2 separate regions of the Homo sapiens genome follow, and region 1 is linked to region 2. A link is a loop called in an ENCODE intact Hi-C map of the cell type or tissue named here. Cell type or tissue: PC-9. All regions are shown on one strand. Region 1 overlaps PREX1 (phosphatidylinositol-3,4,5-trisphosphate dependent Rac exchange factor 1). Region 2 has its middle 24 kb from the start of ARFGEF2.

Region 1 (8,000 bases), 200 kb after region 2:
GTGGCGCATGCCTGTAATCCCAGCTACTCGGGAGGCTGAGGCAGGAAGAATCCCTTGAACCCAAGCGGCGGAGGTTGCAGGGAGCCGAGATCGCGCCATTGCACTCCAGCCTGGGCAACGAGTGAAATTCCGTTTAAAAAAAATAAACCCAAAAACCAAAAACTGAACCAAAATATACCCAGATGTTGACTAGGACCTACTATTACCTGTATGAGCTGGGTGAGTCACTCCTCCCTGAGCCCCAAGTCCCTCTCCTGTAAAAGGGACATGCGGTCATATCAGTGTGCCCTCCCCAGGATTTTCATGGCATGCTCAGCAGATAGAAGCCACTAATCACGTTGTGTTGATTTTCTGTCCATTGACAGACTTGCTGGTGGAGTTTTTGGCATGTGGCAGGAGGTGGTAGTAGGTTCTGTCTCTGGGAAAGGAAGGGGATGTTCCTGGGTTGGCTCATTCACTGTGTCCTCATTGCGCTTCCAGGGTTCCAACCTCACAGACATCTGCACTCAGCTCCTCCTGCAAGGGACTTTGTTAAAGATCTCTGCGGGCAACATCCAGGAAAGGGCCTTCTTCCTCTTCGACAACCTTCTCGTCTACTGCAAGCGGAAATCCAGGTGAGTGGCCAGGAGGCTGGGATGGGGTCTGGCCTGCTGCCTTCTCCAGGTGATGCCTTGGGCTTGTCACTTCCCTCTCTGGGCCTCCCTTTCCTGTGAGTTGAGGGGTTTGTTCTACATCAGTGCTGTCTAGTAGGAATACAATGCAAGCCACGTGTTATGTTAAATGTTCTAGTAGCCACATTTAAAAAAGTAAAAAGAAACAGGTAAAATGAATTTAAATAATATATTTTAGTTAACCTAATAGATCCCCAAATATGAGAATATTTTATTCAATTATAATTATACATGTAATTATTATTTAAAAAAATTATTAAAGAGATATTTTGTGTTGTTTTTTAACACTAAGTTCTCAAAATCTGGTGTGTATGTTATACTCACAAAACACCTAAATTTGTCGTGGGTACGTTTGGAGTGCCCAGTAGCTACCTGTGGCTCGTGGCTACCATATTGGATAGCACAGGTCTAGATGACTGTGGAAACTGAGAGGTTCTTTGTGACACCCACATCCTGTAATTCTAAGCTCTAAAAGTTGAGGGTTCAAGAGGAGCGAAGCTCTTTCACTATTCAGTTTTTGGAGGGTCAGGATAGTTTCTTCACCTTCTTTGTGTCTTTCACTGGTGCTTCTTGCGCTCTGTAGAGTCTAGGAGTAAGTAGATGGTTGGCTGAGTAGGTAGATGGAGGCAGGTGCATGTGTGATGGGAAGTGTGGTGACGGGTTGTGTGGGCACACGGGATGAGGCGCAGATGGCTGGGGGTTTGGGAGGTGAATGGATGGTAGAAGGAGGCAGGGAGGGAAGGAAGGAATGTGGACGGATGTTGGAATTGACGTGTGTGTGAGTGAATGAGTGTTTGAATGCTTGGAGGTTTAGGAGATGGCTGGATGGAGGAATAGATGGAAAGCTGGGGGCATGTGTGGATATTCAGGCAGTTAGAGAAATGGATATGAAGACTGGCAGATATGTGTCTAGATGAATGGTAGATTGGGGCCTTCAGGTATGGTGTGTTGAGTGAATGGATAGATGGATGGAAGGCTGGGTGGTTATATAATTGGGAAGGTGGGTTGGTGACGGAGGTTTGGAGATTAGTAGATGGATGGCCAATTGGTTGGCATGTTGATGGATGGGTAAGTGGTTGGTTGATAGTTGCCGAAGTGGTTGGGCTCTGGGAGGGAAAGTGGGACAGTTGGACTACTGAGTGAATGGATGGGTGAATGATTGGAGAGAGGGGAAATTAGGAGATGGATGTGGGGGTTGGATGACTGTAGTAGCTGGTGGGAACTGATGGTTGGATGCATGGGTGGGTGGGTGGATTGGCACAGAGAGATTCCTGACCTTAAGTTTTCATGTTCAGCAGGTATAGGATGGTCTCAGCTGACCCCTGCAGCACTTTTCAAATTCTCTTTGCTGTTACTTTGTCTTAGGAACAAAATAGTGATGTTCCAGAGGCTTCTTAACTCCTCTGTCTAGCAAAGACTAGAGCTGAGGCCTGAGGTCCAGGTCTTAGGCCCTACTTTCAGCATTTTCCTGTAACTTGCTTTGTGTCCTAGGCCATGCCACTGACCGTCTCTGAGCCTCAGTTTCCTTGTCTGTCTGTGCTGGCCTCCTAAGGTGTGGTGAGAAACCTTACCACTGGATGAGTAATGGATGCTCCATGCCCGTGTGTGGGCTTCCCACTGTCCTCCTCCTCTAGAGGGCCTCCCTGAGCCTTTGTTTTCTCTTCTGTAAAGTGAGACGATCAGCCCCTCCTTGTAGTAGTGTTTGGTTAAGAGCTAGGCCCGCCATTGGATCCCCGTTTAACCTCTTTTGTAGCTCTGTGACTTTGCCTCTCTGTGCCTCAGTTTCCTCATCCGTAAAACAGAGTGAATGATCGTATGTACCTCTTAGGACCACGGAAGATCAGATATGTGAGTGTGCCTGGGACATAGTGAGTGCACAGCACAGTAGCTGCCAGCACCATTGTTGTTAACTTGGCTCTGGTGTGGTCGCACAGGTACAGCACCTGGTGCACAGGAGGCTCTGAAACCACAGGCCCTTCCCCATTGCCCTTTCCCCCCTGTTCTGGGCTTGACCCTTCCTGTGAGGGCCTGGACCTCCTGCTTCCGCTATCTCCCAGTGGCTGGCTCAGCATGGCTCTTTCTCATTTGCTCCTTCATTCTCGCCCACTCCTTGAGGTCTGTCTATCTCACGTCCTGCTGTCCCCTCATGAACGCCCCCTTCTTCTCTTTCCCTGCCTCCTTTCTGGTCTCTCTGGGGCTGTCCTCAGAGTCCTTCTTGGGTAGTTTCAGGGCTGCTGCCAATGTCCACCCTGAGCCCTGCCCCGCCGCTCTGCCCCAAGCAGTCTGGAGCAGGCACTTTTCCCAGAACACTGGGGTTTGGAAAACAGAACGTCCCTTTAGGCCTCTGTGACCTGCTCCCAACTTTTAGATGAGTTTACTCAACCTTTGGCTTCCGGGTGCAGGCTCTGCCTCCTCTGGGGCCGTCTCACCTGTGCAGGGACAGCAGCTGATTCTGATACTGGATTCCAAGTGGGCTCCCTGGGGCCTTCCTTGTGGGCACCCTGAGCTCTTTCAAGGCCATTCCCCACCTCACTTCCACAAGTGAGCTGGGCTGGCTGCAGGGAAAGGGCGCATGTGTCTCTTGAGAGAAGCTGGCAGGCGGCCAGCATTCCTGCCTCTGGATGGAGAGCCAGAGGGCTGAGCTCTGAGAGGCCCAGGAGATTGGGCAATGGTGGGTGGATCTCCCCACCTGAGTCTGATGTGGGTGCAGGCAATGCCTGGAGTGACTTGGTGACTGCTGACTGTGTTTGTCCTTGCCTGGGTCATGCAGGGCACCACCCATCCAGGATATGGGTCAGGGGAGGTCTCTGACTCACAGTGCTTCTGGGCGAATTCAAAAGCAGAGGCTCCTTGGGTGTCAGAAGTGGAAAACGGGAGGGAGTGTTTTAAAAACCCACCTCCCATCCTCCAGAAGGGGAAACCAGGACCCAGAAGAGCAAAGTCTCATGCATCTCAACTACCTGCTTAGCATCTTAGAGGCAGCAGTAGTGTGTCGCCATTAAGAACACAGAGGGCCGGGCGCAGTAGCTCACGCCTGTAATCCCAGCACTTTGGGAGACCGAGGAGGGTGGATCATGAGGTCAGAAGATCGAGGCCATCCTGGCTAACACAGTGAAACCCCCCCATCTCTACTAAAAATATAAAAAAATTAGCCAGGTGTGGTGGCACACGCTTGTAATCCCAGCTACTCGGGAGGCTGAGGCAGGAGAATCACTTGAACCCAGGAGGCGGAGGTTGCAGTGAGCTGAGGTGGCACCGCTGCACTCCAGCCTGGGGGACAGAGCGAGACTCTGTCTCAAAAAAAAAAAAAAGAAAAGAAAAAAAGAACACAGAGGCTCTGCTTACTATCTGTGCTACCTTGAGCAAATTATGTCAGCTGTTTGCGCCTGTCTTTTCCTACCTGTTATATGGGGATAAAAGTAGTCCTCATTTCATGGGGTTGTTTTTATAGAGTAAAACATGTAAAGGTACACATGTAATGTGGTTAGAATAAGGCCTGGTGCGTGGTCAAGTGGAAGAAATACAAATACATATATCTTTATTTGGGTGTCTCACACATAGCCCACACTTAAATTGTGTCTAAAGGGGCTCTTGTTTTTTGTCTTAACTTCTGCCCCTTGGATCTTCCTCATTACCAGTAAATGGTACCAAAATTTGTATTAAGTCAAGATTCTCCAGATAGACCCAATAGGGTGTGTGTGTGTGTGTGTGTGTGTGTAAAGAGATTTATAATAAGCAGTTGACTCGTGATTATGGAGGCTGACAAGTCCCAAGATCTGTCGTCTGCAAGCTGAAGACAAGCCAATAGTGTCGTTCTGATCCTAGGATTGGCAGGCTCAGGAAGAGCTGATATCTGCTTGAGTCTGGAGGCAGGAGAAGAAATTTGCCCAGGAGCCGAAGCCAGAATCTTCTTGATTTTGAGCTATCATTATCCCCATACCAACTACATCAGCAAGTCCTTTCCATCCTGTCATCAAACTTTGCCCAGAACCTCAGTGCAATTCCAATAAATACTCTAGGAGGGGGTTTGTGTACGTGTGTACGTGTGTATGTGTGTATGTATGTATGTATGTATGTATGTATGTATGTGTGTGTGTGTAAATGATCAGCTGACTGTAAAATTTACAGGAAAATCCAGAGATAGAAATAGCTAAGACAATTATGAAGAAGGTCAAGCTAGGGGACCGTTATTACTGGATTCCAAGTCCTGCTGTAAGGTCGTAGTAATTAAGACAGTGTGGTATTGGTATGAAAACAGACACGTAGAGTAATGGAATCGAATAGTGAGTTTAGGAGTAGACCCACATGTAAGCAGTCATTTGAATTTCAACAAAAACACCAATGCAGTACAATAAATGGTGCTTGGTCAGTTTGATATCCAGTGGGGGAAAAAGTGATTCTTGACCCTTATCTCATACCAAACACAAAAATCAACTTCAGCTGGATTATAGATTTAAATGTAAACGGTAGAACAATAACACTTCTACAAGAAAGCATGGGAGAATATCTTCATGATTTAGGAGTAAGCAAATATCTTAAACAGGACAAAGAGTATAGTTATAAAGGAGAACTAAATTCATTAGACTATACTGTAATTAAGAATTTCATTAAAAAATACTGTAAGGAGAGTGAAAAGACAAGCCACAGACTGTGAAAAGGTCTTTACAGTTTGTATAATGGCCAGAGTATTCACATCCAGAATATATGAAGAGGCCCTTCTGTAGCCAGACTTGGCCCTGTGCCTATTTTTGTCAATAAAGTTTTATTGGAACACTGCTATGCCCATTTGTTTGTATACAGTCTTAGCTGCTTTGATGCCATAAGGGCAGAGTTGAATAGTTTGTAACAGAGACCATATGGCCTACAAAACTGAAAATGTGTACTATTTGGCCCTTTTCAGAAAAAAAATTGCCAACCTCTGCTATAAGTAATTAAGAAAAAGACAGACAGTTCAACAAAAAGTGACAAGGGACAGTCATTTCACAAAAGAAGGCACCAGATCGCCAATAAACATACAGTGGTTGAGGTTATTTACTCATCAGGGAACTACAAATTAAATATTAATGAGCTCCTACTGTACACATACCATAATGGCCAAAATGAGACATAAAATACCAGTTATAGAGGATGTGGGACAACTGGAATGTTCCTACACTGTTGGGCATGGGAAAATCAGTACAACTATTTTGGAAAACAGCTTGGCAGTATCTCCTAAAGCTAATCATTCACATTCCTTATCACTCAGTAATTCAGCTCCTCAGGTATCTAACCCAAAGAAATGCACACACATGTTCTTTGTCAGGCACGTGCAGGAATGTCACAGCAGCACCACACTGGAAGGAAGCCAGATGTCTGGCCATGTCACTATACCCAGCAGCACGGGTAACTCACAGCCATGAGGTTGGGTGAAGGAAGCTGGACACAAAAGTACACACTTGTGATTCCATTTGTGTAAAGTTCAAAAACAGGCAAAGCAAATCTATGGGGTTAGACTCAGGACAGTGGTTACCCTTGTCAGGGGAAGAGGGCAGTGATGGGAAAGGGGCATAAGGGGGTGCCTGTGGGGAGCTAAACATGTTGATACAGGTGTGTTCACTTGCAAAAGTTAATTGAGCCATATTAATGCTTCTTTGGGCATTTTTTTTCTGTGTGGATTTTATACTTTAATACAAAGTTTACAAAAATATGTATATGCACATATGTATGTATATGTTTATATGTGTGTGTATACACACACAAACACACACATACACACCCTCATCCTTTCTCATCTTGTTGATTGCAGTGGTCTCCCCTCTGGTTCTAGTCCCTTCTCCACCGGCAGACACAGGGAGTCTCTTGAAACTGAAGTCCATCCCATTCTGCCTGTGCTCCAACCCTCCGTGGCTCCCATCTCACACACAGCAGAAGCCCACATCTTCACCACTTACAACTTAATTTTCAGAGAGATAAGTCTCTTCCACGTTCCTGAATCCTCAGCCTATCTCCTATTTCATTTACCCACTTACAGTAACAAGTACACATCAGCCAAGTCGGCGTGGGAACAAACCCACTGGCTCTTGGTGAGCATACAGCCCACCTGCTGGAGCAGAGGCCTGTGCACACCACCAAGTGGCCTTTGAGCTCTGGGAGTTCATTTTCTGCCGTATCTTCACCAGAGCGTTTAGTACCTCTGACCTGATGTATGGTTTACCTTGCTTAGGGACTGTCTCTGTGCCCTGCCTCCAACCCCATGTTAGAAGTTGAGTTCCCAGAGATGTTTTGTTCAGCAGTGCAACCCCAGTACCTAAAACAGTGCCTGGCACATAGTAGGCGTTCTCCACATGCTTGTTGGATCCACAGATGAGTGACTTCCCGTGGCTCCTGACTTGGTATCCTCCTCATAGGAAGCTCTGGCCAGATGTTTGTTGAGTGACTGTTTTAGTCCCTTCAGGCTGCTATAACAAAATACCAGAAACTGGGGTTTTTAAACAACAGAAATTCGGGCTGGGCGTGGTGGCTCATACCTGTAATCCCAAGACTTTGGGAGGCCGAGGGGGGTGGATAACTTGAGGTCAGGAGTTCGAGACCAGCCTGGCCAACATGGTGAAACCCTGTCTCTACTAAAAATACAAAAATTACCCGGCCATGGTGGCACATGCGTGTAGTCCCAGCTACTTGAGAGGCTGAGGCAGGAGAATCGCTTGAACCTGGGAGGTGGAGGTTGCAGTGGGATGAGATTGTGCCACTGTACTCCAGCCTGGGTGACAGAATGAGACTCTATCTCAAAAAAATAAATAAATAAAATAAGGCCGGCACGGTGGCTCACACCTGTAATCTCAGCACTTTGGGAGGCCAAGGCAGGCAGATCATGAGGTCAGGAGATTGAGACCATCCTGGCTAACACAGTGAAACCCTGTCTGTACTAAAAATATAAAAAAATTAGCTGGGCGTGGTGAGACATGCCTGTAGTCCCAGTTACTCGGGAGGCTGAGGCAGGAGAATCGCTTGTAACCCAGCAGGCGGAGGTTGCAGTGAGCTGAGATCATGCCACTGCACTCCAGCCTGGGCGACAGAGTGAGACTCCATCTCAAAAAAATAAAATAAATTAATAAAATAAAATAAGTAAACAACAGAAATGTATTTTGTACAGTTCTGGAGGCTGTGGACTCCAAGATGAAAGGTGCTAGTAGACTCGGTGCTGGCGAGGGCCTGCTTTCTGCTTCATAGATGGTGCCGTCTTGCTGTGTCCTCCCGTGGTGGAAGAGGCGAGCCAGCTCTCTGGGGCCTCTTTTATAAGGGCCTAATCTCATTCATGAGGTCCTTTTCCCCCTGACTTCTTCATCTCTC
Region 2 (8,000 bases):
CCGTGGCTGTTATGTCTGCAGAGCGCATGAAGCCCACTGTGGTTTGGTGGCATAGCCTCTGACCTGCTAGCTTGTGAGTTCCTGTGACATGTCACTGAGAGGGACAGAAGGTTCCCCATTTTGGAAACACTTTGGGGCTTCTACTAGATCTTGATCTTCTTGGGGGTAAGGTCTGTGTGTTCTTCACTGTGTGGACCCCAGTACTGCACTGCATCAGGCATTCATTCATTTGTTCATTCATGCAACTCAAGAACTATTAATTGAACACCTACTATGTGCCAAGAAATTGTGCTACGTGCGGAAGACACAGCTGTAAAGCAAACAGGCAACCTGCTCTTATGGAACTTAGACTGTAGAAATGCAGTGCATCTCAACTGGGGGCTATTTTGCCCAGCAGAGGACATTGGACAATGTCTAGGAGATGATTTTGGTTGTCATGACTGGGGATGGGGTCTAGGGTTAGAGGTCAGGGATGCTGTGAAATATCCTACAATCAACAGGATAGCTAGCCCCCACAACAGAGAAGCATTACATTCTTTTTTTTTTTTTTTTTTTGAGATGGAGTCTAGCTCTGACGCCCAGGCTGGAGTGGAGTGCAGTGGTGCAATCTCAGCTCACTGCAACCTCTGCTTCCCAGGTTCACACGATTCTCCTGCCTCAGCCTCCTGAGTAGCTGGGATTACAGGCGGACACCACCACGCCCGGCTAATTTTTGTATTTTTAGTAGAGACGGGGGATTCACCATGTTGGTCAGGCTGGTCTCGAACTCCTGACCTCGTGATCCGCCCGCCTCGGCCTCCCAAAGTGCTGGGATTACAGGCGTGATCCACCGCACCCGGCCCAGAATCATTACATTCTGTCCAAAATGTCAGTAGTGCCAAGATAGAAAAACCTTGCATGGCATTATTGCCCAGTGAGTGGTTGTAGGATTTCATTGAACTGAAACTGCAGCCTTGGGCAAAATTGCATAAGATGGTTTGCCTGAGGCGTGTTGACTTTTGTCCTCAATTCCTTTCTCCCTGTTCTTCGAGGTTGGAGGAGCCTGTGAAAGTACTGTACTCTTCACCCAAAAGCTCTTCACAACCCCTTTCCCCTTGCCTTTTGCTCTTTTTGGAGGCTGGCAAGATAAAGCCTCCACTTTCCCAAAGGTGCTTGAAGCTGGGAATGACCAGCGAGTTTGGGCTAATGAGCTGGAGGCAGAGTTGCTGAGTGGGGCCATCAGAAAAGCTTCTGGAAGGTTCACACTCCCCTGGCTGCCTCCTGGGCTTTCAGCCCTTTAGAGCTGTCCATCCTCTGGCCACAGTGATTGGGAATAGACACATGACCCAAATTGTTCCCTTGAGACTTGAAATCCTGCAGGAATAATGGGAAAAGGGGAAAGAGCTGCAATTGCCATGCTTGGGGAGTTAGCCTGTGAGTGAGGTTAACCCAGAGGAAAACACAGCCAAGGCATGGAAAGAATGAGTTCTGATGGTATTGAGCTCCTGGATTTAGCCATGCCTGAAGCTATCCCAGTCCCAGATTTTTTCAGGTCTATTAGCCAACAAGTCCTTTTTTTTTTGGCTTAGTTTGTGTTAATTCAGTTAACAGATATGTGTCAGTTACTGTTTTAGGTGCTGGGGCTACTCCAGGGAGCAAGTCCTCATCTCTTCCTTGCATTCCAGTGCAGGCAGACAGACAGTGAACAGGACAATATGTAACATGTACAGCATGGTAGATGGAGATGAGTGCTCTAGAGAAAAATAAAGCAGAGAATGGGGTAAGGGCAGGGCACGGTGGCTCACACCTGTAATCCCAGCACTTTGGGAGGTTGAGGCAGGCAGATCACATGAGGCCAGTAGTTTGAGACCAGCCTGGCCAACATGGCAAAACCCAGTCTCTCTACTAAAAATACAAAAATTAGCTAAGCATGGTGGTGTGTGCCTGTAGTCCCAGTTACTCAGGCGGGTGAGGCACGAAAATTGCCTGAACTCGGGAGGTAGAGGTTGCAGGGAGCCCAGATTGCTCCACTGCACTCCAACCTGGGAAACAGAGCAAGACTTTGTTTCCAAAAAAAAAGAAAGAAAAAGAAAGAGGTAGGAAGTGTTGGGGGGATAATGTTAAGTAGGTTTGCAAGGAAAGTCTCACTGAGAAAAAAATGGAAGGAGGTAAAGGAAGTTGGTGTGGGAAGAGCATTTCAGCAGAAGGAACAGAAAGTCTAAGAGCCATGCAGTGAGAGTGTGACTGGAGTTTTGAAGAAATAGCCATGAGGCTGGTATGGCTGGAATAGAGGGAACCAGGGTGAGAGTGGGAGGAGGTGAAGGCAGAGAGGCAATGGGGAGGAGACATGTCCTATAGGACCCCGTGGGCCATTGTGGGGACTATGGCTGCTCTCTGGGTGAGCTGGGAGCCGTGGAAGGCTCTGAGTAAAGAAAGCCCTGACCTGACGTTGGGTGCTAACAGGATCCTTCAGGCAATGTGGGAGAATAGACTGTCGGGGCAGGGATGGGACACAGACACCAGGGAGAAGGTGATTGCTAGAGTCCAGGTGAGACATGTGATGACCTGGCCCTGCGGTAGGGCAGAGGTGGATGAGGTGAAGGGTGATTGGCTCTTGGGTACATTTTTGTTTTTAAGCTACAGGATCTCTGTTGCCCAGGCTGGTGTACTATAGTGTGATCATAGTTCACTGCAACCTCGAACTCCTGGGTTCAAGTGATCCTCCCATCTCAGCTTCCCAAGTAGCTGGGACTACAGGCATGCACTACCATGCCTAATTTTTTTTTTTTTTTGAGACAGAGTCTCACCCTTGTCATCCAGGCTGGAGTGCAATGGCACAATCTTGGCTCGCTGCAACCTCTGCCTCCCCAGTTCAAGTGATTCTCCTGCCTCAGCCTCCCAAGTAGCTGGGATTACAGGTTCCCGCCACCACGCCTGGCTAATTTTTGTATTTTTAGTAGAGATGGGGTTTCACCATGTTGGCCAGGCTTGTCTTGAACTCCCAACTTCAAGTGATCCGCCCGCCTTGGCCTCCCAAAATGCTAGGATTACAGGTGTGAGCCACCCTGCCCAGCCTGGCTAATTAAAAAAATTTTTTTGTAGTGATGAGGTCTACTATGTTGCCCAGGCTGGTTTCCAGCTCCTGGCCTCGGGGGATTCTCCGGCCTCGGCCTTCCAAAGTGCTGAGATTATAGGCATGAGTCGCCATGCCTGGCTGTTTTGTGTGTGTGTGTGTGTGTGTGTACACGTGTGTGTGTTTGTTGTTGTTAAGAGCCAGAGTCTCACTCTGTTGCTCAGGCTGGAGTGTAGTGGCACAGTCATGGTTCACTGCAGCCTCGAACTCCTGGGCTCAAGCGATCCTCGGATCCTGGGTACATTTTGAAGGCAGAGCCAGCAGGATTTGCTGATGGATTGGAGGTAGAGTGTGGGAAAAAAAGAGGAATCCAGGATGATTCCAAGGTTTTGGCCAGCACAATGGGAAAAATGAAGGTGCCGTTTACTGAGATGGGGAGCCTGTGGGAGGAACAGATTTGTGGGCATGATCCCAGTCTCCACTCTGGACCGGTGGGGATGTCAGGTGGCAGTTGGATGTACAAGGGGAGCCTGAAGTTCAGTGAAGAGGCAGAGATACAAATTTGGAGTCATCCGCATATACAGAGATTTTCAAAGTCAGAGCCCAAATGGGATCCCTAGGGAGTAGGTGTGGGTAGAATAGAGAACAGGGCCTGTCTGGGATCCCCTGGGGCACGTCACATCTGGCAGGTGGAGAGGAAGAGAGAGAGCCAGGAAAGGAAGCTAAGAAGTAGCGGACACAGCAGGAGGAAGCCAAATGTGTCCTGGAAGCTAAGAAAGAAAATTGTTTCAGGAGGGAAGAAGTTAAATTTACCATGGGATTCACTAATTTCACTCCTAGGTGAGAAAATCTGTGTCCGTGCAAAGGTCCTCTGTGAATGTTCATAGTAGCATTATTCACAGTGACCAAAAAGTGGAGAGAGCTCACATGTCCATCAGTGGATAAATGCATAAACAAATGTGGTCTATCCCTACAATGGAATATGATTCAGACATAAAGGAATGAAGTATGACACATGCTACAACCTGGGTGAGTCTCAAAAACATAATGGTGCATGAAAGAAGCTAGACTCAAAGGACAAATATTACATGATTCTACTTTTTGAAATATCTAGAATCTGCACATTCATTGAGACAGAAAATAGATTAGAGGTTACCAGGGTCTGGAGGGGGTGGGGTGGAAAGAATTGGGAGTGAATGCAGAATTTCTTTCTTTTTTTTTTTTTTCTTTCTTTCTTTCTTTCCTTTCTTTCTTTCTTTCTTTCTTTCTTTCTTTCTTTCTTTCTTTCTTTCCTTTCTTTCTTTCCTTTCTTTCTTTCTTTCTTTCTTTCTTTCTTTCTTTCTTTCTTTCTTTCTTTCTTTCTTTCTTTCTTTCTTTCCTTCTTTCTTTCTTTCTTTCTTTCTTCACGGAGTCTCACTCTGTCACCAGGCTGGAGTGCAGTGGCATGATCTTGGCTCACTGCAACCTCCACCTCCCAGATTCAAGCGATTCTCTTGCCTCAGCCTCCTGAGTAGCTGGGATTACAGGTGCCCGCCACCACACCTGGCTAATTATTGTCTTTTTAGTAGAGACAGGGTTTCACCATGTTGGCCAGGCTGGTCTTGAACTCCTGACCTCAGGTGATCTGCCACCTAGGCCTCCCAAAATGCTGGGATTACAGGTGTGAGCCACCATGCTTGGCCTCCTTTTTTTTTTTTTTTCTTTTGGAGACAGTGCTTCACTCTGTCTCCCAAGCTGGAGTGTGGTGGCATGAGCATAGCTCACTGCAGCCTCGAACTCCTGGGCTCAAGTCATCCTCCTGCTCTAGCCTCCTGAGTAGCTGGGACTACGGGTGCACACTACAATGTCTGGCTAATTTTTCAATTCTTTGTAGAAATGGAGTCTTGCTATGTTGCCCAAGCTAATCTCAAACTCCTGGACTCAAGTGATCCTCCTGCATTGGCCTCCCGAGTAGCTGGGATTACAGGTGTGAGCCACTGTGCTTGGCTTGGATGCAAATTTTCAATTTGAGGAGACAAAAAAGTTTTGGAGGTGGATGTTGGTGACAGTTGTAAAACAGTGCAAATGTACTTAATGCTTCAGAACTGTACCCTTTTTTAAAGTTATTTATCAGATAATTTTTTATATACCTTAAGTTATAGGGTACATGTGCACAACATGCAGGTTTGTTACATATGTATACATGTGCCATGTTGGTTTGCTGCACCCATTAACTCGTCATTTACATTAAGTATTTCTCCTAATGCTATCCCTCCCCCATCCCCCCACCCCACAACAGGCCCCGGTGTGTGATGTTCCCCGCCCTGTGTCCAACTCTTCTCATTGGAACTGTACCCTTAATACCACTGGTTAAAATGGTCAATTTTATGTTATGTATATTTTACCAAACTTTTTGAAAAAGGAGAGAGAGAGCAACTGTGTCACATGCTGCTGAGGGGTCCAGGATGGATGAGGACTTTGAAGTGACCCTGGGATAGAGCCACATGCAGGGCGGGGGTGAGTAAGAAGAGAGAAATTTGAGATATAGACTCTTTGAGTTTTGCTGCAAAGAGAAGGAAAGAGATGGAGTTATAGCTGGAGATGAGGTCAAGAGACATTTTTTCACATAAAGATGAGAGAAAGGCTGGGCGCGGTGGCTAAGGTCTGTAATCCCAGCACTTTGGGGGACCAAGATGGGTGGATCACTTGAGGCCAGGAGTTCGAGACCAGCCTGGGCAACATGGCGAAACCCCATCTCTACTAAAAATATAAAAATTAGCCAGGCATGGTGGTACATACACGTAATCCCAGCTACTGGGGAGGCTGGGGCAGGAGAATCACTTGAACCCAGGAATCAGAGGTTGCAGTGAGTCAAGATTGTGCCACTGCACTCCAGCCTGGGCAACAGAGCAAGACTCTGTCTCAAAAAAGAAAAAAGAAAAAAAAGATGAGAGAAATGAGGGGCAAGATCCAGTAGTTAACCCCTCATGGTCCAAGCTGCCTGCTCTGCCAGCTGTCATCTTATGCACATTTCAGGTACCAGGGAAGCCGAAGGAGCACCTAGGTGCCTCGTTTCTTCCTTTAAGAACACCCCCTTGGCTGGGCGTGGTGGCTCACACCTTTAATCTCAGCGCTTTGGGAGGCCAAAATGGGAGGATTACTTGAGGCCAAGTGCTTGAAACCAGCCTGGGCAACATGGTGAGACCCTGTCTGTACAAAAAAAAAAATTAAAGAAATTAGCCAGTTGTGGTGGTGTGTGCCTGTAGTCTCAACTGCTCAGGAAGCTGAGGCAGGAAAATCACTTGAGTCCAGGAATTGGAGGCTGCAGTGAACTATGATTGCACCACCGCACTCCAGCCTGGGCAACAGAGCAAGACTCCGTCTCACACAGAAAAAGAACACTCCCTGCCCCCTCCACTCCCAGCTCCCCTCCATACTACATTTTCACACACATCCCCTTGACTACAACTTAGTCATGTGTAGTCTTTTTTTTTTTTTTTTTTTTTTTTTTTGAGACAGTCTAGCTCTGTCGCCAGGGCTGGAGTGCAATGGTGTGATCTTGGCTCACTACAAGCTCCGTCTCCCGGCTCCACGCCATTCTCCTGCCTCAGCCTCCCGAGTATCTGGGACTACAGGCGCCTGCCACCACACCCGCCTAATTTTTTTGGTATTTTTAGTAGAGACGGGGTTTCACCTTGTTAGCCAGTATGGCCTCTATCTCCTGACCTCGTGATCCGCCCGCCTCAACCTCCCAAAGTGCTGGGATTACAGGCGTGAGTCGCTGCACCAGGCCAGTCACGTGTAGTCTTAATTCCAGGCAACCATGAGCCTAACTAAGGTAGAAACGGAGAAAAGCCACGGTGTACTCCTCTCAGCCTTTGCCATAGTAGTCTATACTTTATAAGGGCCTTTCTCTCTTTTCTTCAAACTTCAACTCAACCACTACCTTCTGAGGCCCTGATAGGGGCTCAGCGAGGCATTTTGCACAAAGAATCTCAAGTAGTTCTTACAGCTACATGTGCACTTCAGGGGATATTGACTCTATTTTTCTTTCCTTCACGTCTGTATTTCTGGAGCCTACATAAGTGCCTGGTATATAATTGCCATTCACTTAATGTTTGTGATTATTATTATTATTATTATTTTTGTTGTTGTTGTTGAGACGGAGTCTTGCTCTGTCACCCAGGCTGGAGTGCAGTGGTGTGAGTTTGGCTCACTGCAAGCTCCGCCTCCCGGGTTCACGCCATTCTCTGGCCTCAGCCTCCCGAGTAGCTGGGACTACAGGCGCCCGCCACCGTGCCTGGCTAATTTTTTGTATTTTTAGTAGAGACAGGGTTTCACCATGTTAGCCAGGATGGTCTCGATCTCCTGACCTCGTGATCTGCCCATCTCGGCCTCCCAAAGTGCTGGGATTATAGGCGTGAGCCACTGCGCCCGGCCGGTTATTGTTTTTTGTTGAATTTTATGCATGAGAAAATTGCAGTTCAGAGAAGGGTGCCTGAAGACCCTGAGCTCAAACATGGGTCTTCTGATTGCTAATCTTCTGCTCCTCCTGATCTGCTGGTTAGCTCGGCATCACCATCGAGTAAACCAAATAACATGTATCTATCAGTGCACATGCATTGATGTTTGGTAACAACACCCCTTCACTATTCTCAGGAACCACCTCACTCCCATTCTTGGACTTTGTGGTTTGGGGGATGCTGACCCCACTGTCCAGCTGCAGGGGTTCGATGTATAACCCAGTATCTTGCCTTGTCACAGTAATTGGCTCAGAAACAGGCATGTGTTCCAAGCTGGACCAATGAGAATCCTGCCTGGGACTTCAGCTGGAAATATTGAGAAAGAGGACTTTCTACTGAAGTTGGTAAACTTGAAGGGTGTAGGTTTGTTGATGCTGAAACCATTGTCTGTCACCTTAGTGGAAGAGCTTGCCTAAGCATGAGGTCAACACAGAGGAAAGAAGAGC

Evidence for each region. A loop is a pair of places that touch in the nucleus more often than their neighbours do. Peaks named below come from ENCODE experiments on the same cell type or tissue, not always from the same donor. Only the 100,000 strongest peaks of a DNase experiment are listed, where the experiment ranks them.
Region 1: a loop joins it to region 2, with 14 times the contacts of the local background. A loop is called at or near these places in 2 of 110 quality-filtered maps.

The regions. Positions count from the first base shown.
Region 1 is chr20:48,693,367-48,701,366 of GRCh38, reverse strand. PREX1 (phosphatidylinositol-3,4,5-trisphosphate dependent Rac exchange factor 1) reads left to right here. Exons shown (of 40, transcript NM_020820.4): 7 at 481-614. Among named protein-coding and RNA genes, the nearest start is that of PREX1, 130 kb to the left of the region's middle. RefSeq lists enhancers at 3,304-3,473, 6,458-6,627, 6,786-7,286. In PC-9, no CTCF peak of the experiment used is centred here; a DNase peak (open chromatin) is centred at 3,326; H3K27ac peaks cover 820 bases.
Region 2 is chr20:48,893,569-48,901,568 of GRCh38, reverse strand. No RefSeq gene overlaps it. Among named protein-coding and RNA genes, the nearest start is that of ARFGEF2, 24 kb to the left of the region's middle. In PC-9, no CTCF peak of the experiment used is centred here; DNase peaks (open chromatin) are centred at 978, 3,178 and 4,058; H3K27ac peaks cover 2,303 bases.